2 separate regions of the Homo sapiens genome follow, and region 2 is linked to region 1. The links are chromatin contacts, found by Hi-C in ENCODE. All regions are on one chromosome and are shown on one strand. Each heading gives the region's core, a stretch centred on a gene start or an enhancer-like site at or near the end of the contact. The rest is flanking DNA. Distances are from core to core; before and after follow the strand shown.

The links. Hi-C counts contacts between places; a loop is a spot of excess contacts on that map. Pooled maps may share reads with other maps.
Region 2: a loop to region 1 is called in a map with no recorded cell type, with 5 times the contacts of the local background. The contact joins two enhancer-like sites. A Hi-C loop is called at or near these places in 2 of 37 single-sample maps with no recorded cell type and 4 of 50 pooled maps.

What each region holds. Positions count from the first base shown.
Region 1 is chr5:91,278,829-91,281,528 of GRCh38, reverse strand. No RefSeq gene overlaps it. Among named protein-coding and RNA genes, the nearest start is that of LUCAT1, 34 kb to the left of the region's middle. RefSeq lists enhancers at 128-1,069, 812-1,071, 1,070-2,011. Within about 2 kb of position 1,373, at least 39 of the 41 ENCODE cell types and tissues checked have a DNase peak (open chromatin) inside an H3K27ac peak, as active enhancers do.
Region 2 is chr5:95,923,590-95,926,289 of GRCh38, reverse strand. The region is part of intron 2 of ELL2 (elongation factor for RNA polymerase II 2); the gene reads left to right. Among named protein-coding and RNA genes, the nearest start is that of ELL2, 37 kb to the left of the region's middle. RefSeq lists enhancers at 1,271-1,565, 2,047-2,186. Within about 2 kb of position 1,394, at least 6 of the 41 ENCODE cell types and tissues checked have a DNase peak (open chromatin) inside an H3K27ac peak, as active enhancers do.

The sequences.
Region 1 (2,700 bases), core at 124-2,623:
GTCTGTCTTGAAAAACAGCCGCAAATTGTCCCTAAATAATAATTACCCCACCTGTATCAGGACTATCTCACTGACTAGCTGCACTTCATGACACAATACCTGCTATTAACTCTCAGCATGGATATAAACATTGCCATAATATTTTTTAAAACCAACAATGTATCATTTGCACATTAGGACAACAGAATGTTAGTTAAGGCACAGAAAACACAAAGGCATGGCTACCCTGTTCTTTGGTGACTCCATATCTAATTATTACCACACATGTCTCCAGTCTTTAGACAAATTTAGTTATTATAAGGGTGGTTGGACAAATAGCAAAGATTTGATTTTCATTAACAAAGGGCACATCAGAACCGAGTTAATCCTTCCCAGTTACCCAACATTCAAAGCTTCTAGTGCAGTCACTTTCTAGTCATTTTAGAACCCAGAGCAGTGTGACGATTTGATGCTTAAGTTTCAACACGTTTTATTAATCCATTCTTCTTGTGCTTCATTTAAAATATTGGAAACTATAAAAAGATCAGCGTGTTAATCCTCTGCCAGGAAACGGGAAAAAAAAGTTAAAAACCTAACAACAACACGAAAAGAGCAAGAGCGCTGGAATCTCAGCTTTGAGGAAACACATGGGATGAAAGCATCCGCCCAAGCTCTAACCATTTGTCACATGGGACTCTTCCCCTCGGGGGTGAATCCTGGATGTCCCCAGGATGGAGCGAGGAGGTCGTGCGTGCGGGCGAGTGTGTGACTGCAGGGGGCCTTGGCGGCGCGAGGAGGCGACGCCGCCCCCTCCCTCAGGCGCAGGGAGGGTCTTCCAGGAAGCGGCGGATCTCTGCTGACTCCGCGGCTGCGGGCCCCGGGCTGCGGCCGCCCAGGCCGGCACGTAGCGCCGAGCGTGACTCAGCGCTGACTCATCCGACTCGCTGCCAGTGGATTTCCCCCGTCAGCTGCTCGCGCTACTCCTGTCGCCGGGAGCTCGCAGGACTTCGCAGATACCGCTGCCTCCTTAGTCTTTCCTGAATAGCAGAGCAGTCCTGTCGCTTTAAACAGAGCAAGGCAGCTTTCACTGCTTTTGAATCCCGACCGAGCGGGGCACTGCCGTGCTTTGTTTTCTTTGCCTTTAAGAGTGCAATAGTCCACTAATCAAATTCTTTCATCAAAAGAGTGTTGGGACAAATCCCTGACATCGTCCTTCCACTGTGATTTGGAGATGACCTCCACCCAGGTTTCACTTCCGTTGTACCCAGCTCTCGTCTTATTTTTGTCCCTCATTTTGTGAATTTATCCTCTCACTACGCTTGATAACTAACCTTGGCGCAAACCCACAACTGTGGTGACGCAAATCAGGTTGGAACTTGGCATCGTTGTGTGCGGGCAGTGAGGGACTTACTGTAAAAACTGGGGCCTTCATAAAGGCGTTCTTATTTGCAATCCTACTTGCTGATTAGATACCGTGCTCATTTTCTGTCTGCCACTCCCCTTTGAAAGTTCCTGAGACAGGCCGGGCGCGGTGGCTCACGCCTGTAATCCCATCACTCTGGGAGGCCGAGGCGGGCGGATCACGAGGTCAGGAGATCGAGACCGTCCTGGCTAACACGGTGAAACACCGCCTCTATTAAAAAATACAAAAAATTAGCCGGGCGTAGTGGTGGGCGCTTGTAGTCCCAGCTACTCGGGAGGCTGAGGCAGGAGAATGGCGTGAACCTGGGAGGCGGAGCTTGCAGTGAGTGCCACTGCACTCCAGCCTGGGCGACAGAGCGAGACTCCGTCTCAAAAAAAAAAAAAAAAAAAAAAAAAGAAAGAAAGAAAGCTCCTGAGACAGATTTAGATGGACTGCTAAAACCTGTCCATCTAAATGGACCGGTTTAGATGGACCGCTCCCGGTCGTGCTCATTTCTTCTTCCCCAGAGTTCAATCTGCAGCGCAGCAGCAGGGCAGCATTTCTCTAACTTTACCGTGGACCGCCTGCATCAAAAGCGCCGCGGTAAAAATGCAGATTCTTGAAGCTCACTTCAAATTACAGACTCAGAATGTCCTGGCTGGGTGGGGGCATGGAGGCACCTGTCTGAGGTCGGGGCCTAGAAATAATCCATCGTATTAACCAACTACCTATCAGTGATTCTTAGGTACATTTAGGTTTGACAACTATAGCAAGAGGGCGAGGATGTGAGACATTATACTGGGTAGACTCTAGGACTCCTTACGATATAGAACACTGTGTTCTAAAATTGATGTTTAAGTTTTGATGGAAGGAAAAAATATTTCCAAATTTGGTTTTATATATTATATTGTTTGCTTTAACTGTATATTTATATAGACAAATTTCTTTTCTTTTTTTTTTTTTTTCTTTAAAGAGAGAAGGCCGAGGCGGGTGGATCATGAGGTCAGGAGATCGAGACCATCCTGGCTAACAAGGTGAAACCCCGTCTCTACTAAAAATACAAAAAATTAGCCGGGCGCGGTGGCGGGCGCCTGTAGTCCCAGCTACTGGGGAGGCTGAGGCAGGAGAATGGCGTGAACCCGGGAAGCGGAGCTTGCAGTGAGCCGAGATTGCGCCACTGCAGTCCGCAGTCCGGCCTGGGCGACAGAGCGAGACTCCGTCTCAAAAAAAAAAAAAAAAAAAAAAAAAAAAAAAAAAAAAAAAAAGAGAGAGTCTTTCTGTGTTGCCCAGGCTGGCCTCGAACTCCTGGGCTCAAGGAA
Region 2 (2,700 bases), core at 145-2,644, 4.6 Mb before region 1:
TCTAATACTTAACTTTTTCTATTGCCAGTGAAGGCTACCCTCCCCTTCCTACTCCTCCACCCTTCAGCATTGGTTTGCACATCTGGGCTGATGTGAGAGGCTTTTTTTTTTTTCTCCCCTCAACCCATAATGTTTGGGCCTAAAGTCATAACTGCAGGTCTAGTTTAAAAAATAGCACATGTGGCTTTCAGGTTGAGGTTTCTATTTTCTGTTCTGATTCTAGACTATTCTGTCCCTAAACTGTGGAGCCTGAATAGTACATGCAAATATATTTCTCTAGCTTAAAGTATATTTTCTAGATTTTAAGGAAGTCACAGAATCAAGAGTCTAGAAATAATTTGAGAACAACAGAGAATTCTAATGTTTAAATGTTTGCAGTAAGTTTGTATCTAAGCTAATATATAGTCTATATATAGTCAAATAATAGATTTTAGATAAAATTAAGAGATGGACTGGCTTCCTGGGATGCCGGAGGGGAGGTGGGTTCTGAGGCCATACAAATTGGGAAACTATTCAGTATGAAAAGACCCACAGCAAAGAAAGTTATTTTGTTTAACTTGGCATTTCCTAAATTTATTTGAGGAAAGAACCCCTCTTTCACATAAGGAAACTTTTCAGCATGCTTCAGAAATGCTGGTGGAAAGAAAGCAAACACTTCAGTTCTAGGCCTGGCTCAGGCATTAATCCACCTTTTCATTTAACAAATATGCATTGAGTGACTACTTTGTGCCACGCACCACTTGAGGTGCTGACAATATATTCAGGGAACACAACAGACAAAAGCCTCTGTCCTTGCAGAGCTTATATTCTAGTGAAGGGAGAAAGACTATAAACATAATATGTTAGTATTACAAGGTAATGAGTGTTTCAGACAGCCATGGAGCAGGCTCGGATTTGTAGTACAGGGGTTGTCAATCTAAGTATGACTCTAACTTGAACAAATCACTAAGCCTCATTGTCCCTAATCTATAAAAAAGAAATTATAGATGATCTTGGCCCGCTCAGCTATATGAGTCCACTTTAACACCAGGAATTGTCATGTCAAACCATGGTACTGCTGGTTCACTGAGCATTTACAATCACCTTATCAGAAAAGGTGTCTGTCAAACAAGAATTCTGTAAGTTTGAATGATTTGTAATCCCACAGAAGAACAAAACACTTAAATAAATGAAGAAAACCCTTGCTGGTTCTATTTTTAATCTAATGTATACCTCAATCCAATATTGAGTAGAAAGTATTTGACTCAAGGACAGGAAACCTGCAGTAAAGGTACCAACAGCTTTTCAGCAGATGTTAGCATTCACATATGAGAAAGTTGCAGCAGTGTGCACATTGTGCTTCTGCCCTAGATCCTTATGTAAATAGGACGTCCGTGACTTGATGTTGAAATGACCTTTCAGGCAGTATTCTGTTGCCACATGCCTGAGCTTGTATCCCAGAGTAATTAGACGTTTTGACTTACACATCTTGGTATACAGTGTTTATGCTAATTATAAATGTCTGAAAGTTTCCTGAAACTTTTTCTTTGTAGCTTTTTATCAAAGACAGACAGGAGGTTGGGAGGAGGGTTGTGGATTGTGGTCCTAAGCCTTTGATTTTCAGTCTCTCATTTTTGGAATGAAAATTAAAATCTGCTTTTCCAGTTGCCGAGACATGGTGGTATATTTTTATATTCTTCATCTTGAACAAGAAACTGTTTGGAATCACAGCATTTTAATACTTTTTAAATAATATTTTATTCTTAAGGCATTTAGCTAAAAATTCAAGATTGTGAGTCCCTAAATAAAAATTATTCCCAACTGACCTGTAGGAAAAGCTTAAAATACTAAAATTAAAATGGAGAAGTTTCTATCTCACAAAGGAATGGTCTTCCAATATTGTTTCAAAATCAGACCTCAAAACTTATTTCCTGTGGTGGTTACCTCAGTCCTCAAAGCTGACCCTAGGTCTACCAGTAGCAGTCAGTACATTTTCACTTCCTCCTCCTCGTATTTCATGAACCTGAAGGCTAGTTTTTAAGAAAATGCTTTATAACCATTTTGGAAAAAAGAACTGTGTAGATACACAATGGAATAGGCTCCTGCATATCAGAGGGGACTGACGCATATCCACAGGTTCCTCTGAAACTCTGCCTGAATGGCTCTAGATTAGACAAGGTCTCAGACCCACCCTAGCTCTGGCCTTCAACAGTCCCACAGGTTCTGGTCTGCTCTGAAGTTGCCATAGTTTAGTTCTAAAGCTTCCCTCTCACCAACCTGCCCTAATTGTCATATATTACCTGCTCTTTCCAATAAGTCTCCTGCTTTCCTGTCCATTGGCCAAATTGTTACACAGCCTTACCAGCCATAAACATAAGTGCTACCTTATATACCCATTTCATTCTTAAGAGTATACTTGGATATTGATACAATTAACTTTGTGTCTAATTAATACATCTTCAAGAAATTAGATGCACTAAGTCTACAAACCCTTTTGAAATTTTAAGGATGTAAAATTTGCCTGAAAACATCTTGCTCTTGAAAAGCTTCAGATTAGCTCAGACCATACCATCTGCATTGATGCTGCTCTGAAACTACCAAGAAAAGGCAATGTAGAACTCTGATTGGCCTGGGCTTAGCTCAGACCATACCATCTGCATTGATGCTGCTCTGAAACTACCAAGAAAAGGCAATGTAGAACTCTGATTGGCCTGGGCTCCA